Regions from separate parts of the Homo sapiens genome. Here region 2 is linked to region 1. A link is an interaction called in ENCODE POLR2A ChIA-PET data of the cell type or tissue named here. Cell type or tissue: MCF 10A. All regions are shown on one strand. Region 1 holds the start of LOC101927949 (a long non-coding RNA gene). Region 2 overlaps THEM5 (thioesterase superfamily member 5).

The links. ChIA-PET counts read pairs that join two places held together with the same protein. Peaks named below come from ENCODE experiments on the same cell type or tissue, not always from the same donor. Only the 100,000 strongest peaks of a DNase experiment are listed, where the experiment ranks them.
Region 2: POLR2A ChIA-PET joins it to region 1 with 5 read pairs; 3 of 35 experiments call an interaction of 5 or more read pairs at or near these places.

Annotation. Positions count from the first base shown.
Region 1 is chr1:152,045,556-152,050,555 of GRCh38, reverse strand. LOC101927949 (a long non-coding RNA gene) reads left to right here and starts at 669. Exons shown (of 4, transcript XR_922147.2): 1 at 669-740; 2 at 2,122-2,283; 3 at 2,648-2,734; 4 at 2,819-3,267. RefSeq lists enhancers at 395-956, 2,143-2,462, 1,835-3,034. In MCF 10A, a CTCF peak has its summit at 2,540; DNase peaks (open chromatin) are centred at 685, 1,975, 2,375, 2,745 and 1 weaker place.
Region 2 is chr1:151,846,827-151,851,826 of GRCh38, reverse strand. THEM5 (thioesterase superfamily member 5) reads left to right here. Exons shown (of 6, transcript NM_182578.4): 3 at 636-774; 4 at 3,535-3,645; 5 at 3,965-4,089; 6 at 4,413-4,726. The coding sequence ends at 4,456. C2CD4D-AS1 (C2CD4D and THEM5 antisense RNA 1) reads right to left here. Exons shown (of 4, transcript NR_152846.1): 4 at 292-1,594. Among named protein-coding and RNA genes, the nearest start is that of THEM5, 4.4 kb to the left of the region's middle. RefSeq lists an enhancer at 3,136-3,903. In MCF 10A, no CTCF peak of the experiment used is centred here; no DNase peak of the experiment used is centred here.

The DNA.
Region 1 (5,000 bases):
CCTCCCTCATAATCCCCTGTTGGTTAGTGAGAATTATTAACATGCAGACTCTTGACCTCCTGAATCAGAGTCTCTGAGTGTGGTGTCCAGGGACCTGAACTGTTAACAAGCTCCCAAGGTGAGACTTGTGCACACTAAAGTTTGACAACCACTACCCTAAACAAGCATGATATTTTTTAATGTTGACACTTGCACAGTGAGGTACGGGATGCTCTTGGTCAATTTAACACTCTGATAAAATAGATTCCAATTACACCATGAAACCATTAAAAATGACAAGACAGAAGAATATTTAATGACATAAAAAGGTATTTATAACAAATAGTTATGTTAAAATAATCAAGTCTTATCCCACTTTAGAGTAAAATCTGAATGTTTATATGCACATAGAATGCAAGTCAGGAAGAACGTAGCTGGAAAATTAACCTGCATAATAAAATTGTCGGTGCTTTATTTTTTTTTTCTATCTACATTTTCTACATTTTTGCAACATGTACACAAGTACATGTGCATATTGTAATGTCCACGGGAGCGAGACTTTGTTTTACCGCTGTTGTTGTTATTGTTTTCCGTTTACTGCAGCACTTTATTTTTCCTTATATTACAACGTGTTGCTGAGGCTTCATGATCTCACATAACAGTAAAAACCAAAATCTGTTCTCATGTTTAGTTGTGCAACAGGAAGAACTGCATCACAGAATATTTTGCAAGAACCTGAATCATCCCATTTGGCTAAAAAGGTATGATATTATTCTTCATCTCTTATAATGTTTATGCACTAAAATTTGCTTGATAACAGTTTATAAGTGGACTAATGCTAAAGACAGGTGTGTGTAACAGGGTGATTAGAAAAAAATAGATAACACAGACATAAAAGCATTCACTGGATCGGCCATTTTAATTAATATTTGTAAATCCACAAATGAAATATTTCGCAATTATGGAACAAAGAAGGTGGTCATCATCTCTTTAACAAAATTATAAGCCATCAAAGTTTTTTAAAGTATTGCATTTGAACAACGCAGATGCAAGAAGAAACAGAAGCAATGCTGAACTAGAACCTATTACAGGTGTATTTGAAATCTGGAGTCAGCTATTTACAAAATGGATATGTGCCAGGTTCATGCATGACAGTTGATGAGCAGTTAACTGCATCAAAATACACACACACACACACACACACACAAAATAAGCAAATATGTGTGTAGCTTCAAATCTAGGAAAATATGGAGTAAAAATTTGGGTTTGCTATATCTAAATTCTTATTATTTCTTTTTTTATTTTCTTTCTTTGGTTTTTTTTTTTTTTTTTTTTTTTTTGAGATGGAGTCTTGCTCTGTCTTCCAGGCTGGAATGCAGTGGCGTGACCTCAGCACACTGCAACCTCCACCTTCTAAGTTCAAGCGATTCTCCTGCCTCTGCCTCCTGAGTAGCTGGGATTACAGACGTGTACCACCATGCCTACCTAATTTTTGTATTTTTAGTAGAGCTGGGATTTCACCATGTTGGCCAGGCTGGTCTTGAACTCCTGACCTCAAGTGATATACCCACTTCAGCATCCCAAATTTCTGGGATTACAGGCGTGAGCCACCACACCCAGCCTATTATTTCTAATACAGTTTTTTTTTTGTTTTTTTTTTTACTATTCTTACTTCTACAAGTTATTTACAAGATGAATCAAAAGATAGATGATAGATAAATAGACAGATACAGATAGATAATTAAAAGCGTCCATTGGACCTAAATGGTAAAAGGTGATTATTTTTCCTGGTATTCTGAGGGTTAAGGCCTCACATGATTCCTGTAACTCTACAAGTTACTTATTAGTTGAGTAAACCTGAAAGAGATTAAGAATTCGGTGGCCTTTGTGAGGCACTGCCCCACCCTGCCCACCAGGCTCTGCCGCTCCATGGCAACTCCAGCCAGCTCCTCCCTCCCCCTGCCACCAGCTGGTGAAGTCACCAGAACTGCCACCCTCGGGCATTGTGGGGCAATGAAGGTGGGTGGAGGGAATGAGGCACCACAACAGTATTTCCCTCTAGCAGCTCCTGGGACTGGGTTTTCTGGCATTTCTATCTCCCCCAAATATCTGTAACAGGCGGTGTTCATATCTCTAAATCAGAGTTCTGGCTGCTGAGGTAGCAGGACTGAGACCGGGGCTGGACCCTGACTGAGACCCAGGAGCCAGCAGCCTCTAGCCACTCCAGTCACAGGCACAGCCCAGGGACCCACCGCCACGCCCTCCTGCAAGATAAAGGAAGCAGCAACTCAGACATCAGGGTGGGTGAGTCACTTCCTGGGCCGTGGCTCAGGGCCTCCACTCTGCTCCAGGCCTAAAACGCCCTTTCTGCTCAGATCACAAAAACCACTCGTTTCCTGTCCACAGCTAGATTTCTTTACTGGCCAGCCTGGCTTGGAGGGAGGTGCAGAGCAGCCAGTCTTAGAGAGGGTACGTCAGGACTCCTCCCTACTCCCACACAGGCGACCAGATCCCGAGGCTGCAGGCAGAGTGTGCCTTTCTGCTGCCCAGCGCCCCCACAGGCCCAGCAGCACACACTGTGATCTTCAACCTGCTTTATTTGTTTCAAGTTTGCCGTTTAAAAGGCAACTTGCTCTAGAAGGGCATTTGCTTTCCTCTCTTCCTCTAGACACACCCACCAAAACACAAGGAGAGGCCCTGAAAAGTAACTGGAAAGTCACAGACCGTTCTGGCAAGTGGAGTTGATGAGAAACAGGTAATTCCTGCTCGTGGGGCTGACTGGTTTTCTGCTTTGGCTCCCAATCAAGAGGTGACTAAACACAGAGGGGAATTTTACCAGGCCCCAGAGACTCGGATTGGAGCGAGAGAGTTCCATGGGCTCAGCTGGGAAATGAGGCACAAGGAGCCAGCCCCAGAACAGAGACCCCTCCAAAGCCAACAGCTCCAGAACCGCCTCTTGCCACAACATTCAATGCCCTGGCTTTGATGTTTTGTGTCTCTTGCTGACTCACAAACTTGGGAGGTAACTGGCTTTCCCTATCAAAAATTACTAACCCTTGAGGGGCAATTTCGCGATAGCTGTCAACATTTTCAATGTTCATAATCTGGACACCATTGATTCTGCCTACTTTCAGGGGTTTTTCCTCAGATATGCCCAGACATACACAGGATTTCTGGATCATTGATTAGGGAAAAAATGATGCCATCTAATTGTCTTTCATCAAGAACCCACTATTTGGCTGGGTGCAGTGGCTCACACCTGTAATCCCAGCACTTTAAGAGGCTGAGGCGGGCGGATCACTTGAGCTCAGGAATTTGAGACCAGCCTGGACAACATGGGGAAACCCTGTCTCTACTAAAAATACAAAAAATTAGCCAGGTATTGTGGCACACACCTATGGTCTCAGCTACTCGTAGGCTGAGATGGGAGGATCACTTGAGCCTAGGAGGCAGAGGTTGCAGTGACCCGAGATCGTGCCACTGCACTCCAGCCTAGGTGAGAGAGTGAGACCCCACCTCAAAAAAAAAAAAAACCTACTATTAGATATTTGATATTCCACCTGTATTATAGAATACTATGTAGTCGTTAAGAAGGTAGAGGCTGAGCACAGTGGCTCCCGCCTGTAATCCCAGCACTTTGGGAGGCTGAGGCGGACGGATCACAAGGCCAGGAGATCGAGACCATCCTGGCCAACGTGGTGAAACTCTGTCTCTATTAAAAATACAAAGAAAATAAGCTGGGCGTGGTGACACACGCCTGTAGTCCAAGCTACTCAGCAGTCTGAGGCAGGAGAATCGCTTGAACCCGGGAAGTGGAGGTTGCAGTGAGCTGAGATCATGCCACTACACTCCAGCGCGATACTCCAGAGCGATACTCCGTCTCAAAAAAAAAAAAAGGAAGAAGAAGAAAGTAGAAAGATATGCACTGGTATACAGATCACTAAGTGAAAACAAAGCAAGTGGCAGATGAGTGTATACAGTGTGACTCCATACTGTGTACATACTCAAACAAAACAACAGTCTTTTAACAACAGAGACACTTTCTGAGAAATTTTGTCATTGTGGAAACATCATAGAAACCTAAATAGTATAGCCTACTACACGCCCAGGCTATATAGTATAGTCTGTGGCTCCTAGGCTCCAAAGCTGTGCAGCATGTGACTGTACTGAATACTGTAGGCAATTATAACACAATGGTAGGTATTTGTGTATCTAAACATAGAAAGGTACAGTAAAAATATGGTATAAAAGATTAAAAATGCTATACCTGGCATCACATGGCATCAGCTGGACTAGCTCCCCTGAGGCTGGAGGATCCACTTCCAAGATAGCTCACTCATGTGGCTGTCACTTTGGTGCTGGCTCTTGATTCTCTTCTACTTGAGCTTCCTCACAGCATGGTGGATGGCTTCCATGAGTGAGTGTCCCAAGGGAGAACCAGGGAGACATCATCTCACCTTTTAACATCAAGTCTGAGAAATCATGTAGCATTATTTCTGAAACAGTCACAAGCCTACCTAGGTTCAAGGGGGAAAAATATAGAACCTACCTTTTGATAGAAAGAGTGTGAAGGTCACTTTGTAAGAGCGTGTGGGAGGCAGATATTGTTTTGCCCATTTGGGGAAAATACAATCTACCAAGCTCCCACCCCAAACAATTCATCTTAGCTAATTAAGGTAATTTCATCCCTTTGGCCAACAATTGGTTCAGGGCTAGGCAGGACTGAACAGTTTTGGGCAGTGAGACTCAAGAGAAGCTTGCTCAGGGTTTTTGAGAAAAAGAAGTTTCTCCCACTTGAACAAGGAAATACATGCTCCTTATGTGCCACCTGCTTCTGGTGGCCATCCTATGATTACAAGGGAAATGTGGATCACGGGATAAAAAGACTGAAGAGCCTTGTCCCTGATGACATCACTAAGATGCTGAATCAATCAGCCCTGGAGACTGCTCTGTCCTGGGACCTACTTTTATGGAGAAAATAAATAATAATTTTATGAATACTGAACCCTATTTGAGTCAAG
Region 2 (5,000 bases), 200 kb after region 1:
ATGATCCTAATGGATCCTAATGATAGAGCTTCCACCTTCTTGTGTGTGTGTGTGCACTCGTGTGTGCACGCATGTGTATCTCCCTGTCTCTCTCACTCATATATGTTGTCTTCCTGCCTAGTGATGAAGGAGTGGTACAGGGGACAGACTACCCTTGGGTTTATGGCACAAACAAAGCAGGAATACCAACATAATTTTTTTTCAAAGAATTTGATACTTCCAAAAAAGGATGTAGTAGTGGTAGCTGTCTTGGAAAAAAAAAATCAGAACTTTGATGGACTTTTCTGCTCTTATTTTACTGTTTACTATTATTCTTTTGAATTATATGTGAGTTACATGAGTAATTACATTTTCAATTTTCAATGCTTATGGTCTCTTAAAGTCTTGCCCTGGCCCTGATCCTATCTCCATTCTCAGCCAGGGCACTTCCTGCATGTTTCTGCCCTAGACAGAAAGGCTCTGTGAGGACAGCAACTGTGCCTCTGCTCCCAGAGGGAAGGCTCCCTGGGGGTGGACCTGGTGTCCTCTGGTTTTCTCTCCTTAATCTTGTACCAGAGGCAAGACTCAACCAAATGGTGCTGCATCCTGACCATACCCTCCCTTCTCCGGCTGCAACACTGCCTATCTCTCCCCAGACAAAGGTGACTGTCGCATCTTCACCAGGTGCATCCAAGTGGAAGGACAAGGCTTTGAGTATGTCATCTTTTTCCAGCCAACCCAGAAGAAGTCGGTCTGTCTTTTCCAACCAGGCTCCTACCTGGAGGGGCCCCCAGGGTAAGGTCACTGGTAGGACCTTGGCTGCCTCCTGGGCTTGGCTCAGCAGGGCAGGTTCAGCACCCACCAGGCTGGCCCTGGAGTCTCTATCTTTCTCTAAGGGGTGAGGAAGGGAGTGTGGGGCACTAGGCTTCAGCCTCACAATACCAGGCCTGGAAGGACACACAGGGTTATCTGGCCTAATCCCCAGTGTGCAGATATGGGCTTCTCATCAAAGTCTCAAAATTTTCTGGACAAAAGACCTGAGAGGCCACTTTGAGAAGAATGTGGTACACTTGGAAGAGGGCAAGATCCGGAATCTAGACTCTGACTTGGTGTCCTGCCTGGCTGCTGCTGGCTGTGGGACTCTGAGCAAGCAATTGACCCCTGGTCTTTAGTCTTCTTACCTGAAACCTGGGGCAATAATATCTACCTGCCAGGGTGACCAGAGATATGATATTATGGGCCTATGTGTGCGTGCTCATGAACCGTAAAGCACAGTACAGCTATCAGACACTTCTACCCAAAACCCATGTTCTATCCATGGGGAAATGGAGATGCACACAGCTAAAGTAACTTGCCCGAGGCAGCACCAGCAATCAAAGTCAGATCCAGGACTCTAATCTGGGAGGTGAGATTCCAAGTCCACTGTTCTCTCCACTCTACTCTGCTGCCTCCAGACTTGGAACAGACCTCAGGAGGAATGCACACTGGGCATAAATGTGTCCACAAGGGAAATCAGGCTGACCGTGGGTCACCAAGTTCATGGTTGTCCCCCTTCTCTTCCATCCGGATGCCTGCTCCAGACAGTCACTGAAGGCTGGAGGTGGTGCTGGAGCTCCTGCAAGGGAGAGACAAGAGAGGGCAGGAGTGGCTTTAGGGTCCTGAAGCCTGAGAGGGGCTTAACTGGGGTTAAATAGAATCCAGAGTGCTAAATAGATGTCAGGGCCTCCAGAGGCTGTGGATGCCAACTGCAGCCCTCAGTCACCTTGGCCATCCCAAAGGAGTCCTCCACAGGGACACTGCTCCACACACTAGGCTGTGCAGATACTAGTGAATTGCTCAGAGCCCTGCCCAGGCCATGGACTCCCTCCTTTCTGAAGCATGGCTGACTTTTATTTAGGGGCTGATGGAAGTGAGGCCAAAGAGGCAGAGGAGGACCATCCAACACTAAGGCCAGTCAGTGGATTGAGGGGTTGGGGGTCTAGAGAAGAGATTAGTATCCACCAGGCCCCTAGACCATGGGGAGTGGGAAGGAGGAGTTACTCGTTGGCCAAGAGCTACTCTGTAGATCCACATACTGGCCAATGGGTCCCCAGGCTGGCCAGTGAGGACAAGGAGGAGAGAGTTGGTTTCGAGTTCTTTGACACCAACTCTTTTCACTCTCTTTCAAGCAATTTGGGAGGCAGACAGGGAAGTGCCTAAGAAGTGTGTAAATTATGTTTGCAAACATTTGTTTATTTAATCTGCTGAGATCAGAATTGTGAAATTCATGGTGGAAAAACTAAGGCTCAGAAAGGTTTAGCAATTTGCTCAAGATCAAACATGTAGTGAGCTGTGGGACAAGGAGTCCAACTGGGTGGATAGAGACTAAAGAAGCAGGGAGGGAAGGGTCTGGAAAAGCCACTGGTCACAGCAGCAGGAGGGTAACCCATGGCAGTACAGTGTGGACAGCTGATCTGGCTCTGTGGAGAATGGGCTGTGCTTTTGAAAATCAGGAACTCAAATCTGCTTGGTGTTATTTGAATTCTAAAATGGGTGCCTATTTTCCCAAATTAGCCAACCATGAAGTAGCTGACATAAAGCTTGCAAAAGCAAGAATGAACATTTTACGCTTTTTTTTTTTTTTTTAATTTTGAGACAGTCTTGATCTGTTGCCCAGGCTGGAATGCAGTGGCACAATCTCAGCTCACTGCAACCTCCACCCACCGGGTTCAATCGATTCTCATGTCTCAGCCTCTCGAGTAGCTGAGTTACAGGCGCTTGCCACCACACCCGTCTAATTTTTATATTTTTTAGTAGAGACGGAGTTTCACCATACTGGCCAAGCTGGTCTCGAACTCCTGACATCAAGTGATCTGCCCACCTCAGCCTCCCAAAGTGCTGGGATTACAGGCGTGAGCCACTGCGACTGGCCATTCTATGCATTCTAAATAAAGCAAATGTCTGCGGCATTTGAGCATTTCAGCTCAATTTCAGCATTGAGCCTGCTGAAGCAGGCGCTCTGCTTTCTGTGGCAACGCTGCTCAGAAGTGTGTCATGCCAGCCCTTGATAGGTCATAAGTTATGTTTCACATTTACTTATCTTGAGATGTGGGCCCCGCACTGGCTGTAGTGACTGGTAAGGTGAGAAACAGCCCAGGGTTGTGCCTCAAAGACTGAGTCAAAAAGTTCAGGGACTTTTTCATTTCCTGTATATGCCCATCCTTCCAAATTATGGCAATTATTGCCAGCAATTAGGTAATGAACCAGAAAAATGTTTTCTATTAACTTTATCAGAAAAAAACAATTTCCCTGATGAAATAAAATGTTGTATCATTGGCTGCAAACGCATGCTGAAGCAAAACAGAAAAGCTCAGTTGATTTTGACGGGTTTGATCAGATGGGATGCAGCTGTTTCCTTCTTTCCTATTTGGCTGCCCTGAGGCTGAACGTCTGTGTTTGGAAGGGTCTAGGGAAAGGGAAAGGTAGGATCACCACAGGAGGGAGGGAAGGCCCATTGAGGGGGTCTGCCCAGCAGCCCCAGCCCAGGCCTTGCTCCTCACCTTACCCCACCCCCAGGTTTGCTCACGGCGGGTCCCTGGCAGCCATGATGGACGAGACCTTTTCTAAAACTGCCTTCCTGGCTGGAGAGGGGCTGTTCACACTAAGTCTCAACATCAGGTTCAAAAAGTAAGTATGGGCCCCTGGGGCATTGGCCAAAGTCACAGACCTTTTCATCCCTGGAAGTGGCCATCCTCGGCAGCTGGGGTGTAGGAGCCCTGCCTGCCACTCTCCTTCCCCAGCCCACTCCCAAGCAATTCCTCTAGTCCCTGGCCAGGACACAGCCTCTGCTGTCCAACTTTGGGAGCTGACAAAAAGGCCCTGAGCCCAGGGCCACTTCTGAGTCCTCGAGGCCGGGAGGGATGAAGAGAGGGAAGAGGACACAGAGAGTGAAGGGATGGGGAACCGGGTTCACATGAGAGATGGGCTAAGCTGCCTCGTCTCCCAGCTTGATCCCCGTGGACTCTCTGGTTGTAATGGACGTAGAACTGGACAAGATTGAGGACCAGAAGCTTTACATGTCCTGCATCGCCCACAGCAGAGACCAGCAGACAGTTTATGCCAAGTCCTCAGGTAAAGGAGCCCCCAGCCCAGCCCCAGGCCCCGTCCCACCACCACCCACCCCCAGAACAAACAGGAGGAAGAAAAGATGCCAATGATTCATCCCAAGCTGCGGTCCAGCTTCTTTAGGGGTGGGATAGGGCACCTACTAGGGACACAGATGAAGCAAGGGAGAGCAGAACTAGGATTTTTTTTTCTATATATGAGTTATCCAACCTGTAACGAAAGGACAGGACCCAGGTAATGGGTAATTTGCAGCCAAATGCTCAGAGTGTCCATCAAGCTCCAGCCATCTCAGTGCAGCTCTTGCAGCTCAACTCACCCTTCTCTTGCAGGTGTTTTCCTTCAGCTGCAGTTGGAAGAAGAGTCTCCCCAGTAACAGTCACTGTGCCTGCAGGAGAGCCACTGCCTCCCCTGCCTGCCTCCTGCCTCCTGCCTCCCCTGCCTGCCTCCTGCCTCCTGCCTCCCCTGCCTGCCTCCTGCCTCCCCTGCCTGCCTCCTGCCTCCTGCCTCCCCTGCCTGCCTCCTGCCTCCTGCCTCCCCTGCCTGCCTGGGACCCATCAAAGAGCAGGGAGGGGTCCTCAAGCAGCAATTGGTGAGGCGAGGGAAAGGACCCTTTTCTCTGAGTAAATAAAGTCTCACAGTCCCATTCTCGGCCCAGGGCCTTTCTGTGGTTGGAAATCAAAATCCTTCCAGGGCATCTCACATACCCACCTTCCCATTCAGCACCGACTGAAAAGATTTACTGAGTACCCGCCAGGTGTCAGGCACTGTGTGAGGCACCAGGCACCCAGAAGTGAAAGACAGGGCCCCGGTCTCAAGATGCACAATGCGGGAGCCAGGTGCCAAGTCAGAGTGCCCTATCACGCTCCTCCCACACCCACCCTGGCTTCCATCATGAGTGCAGTGTCATCTCAGCGGGA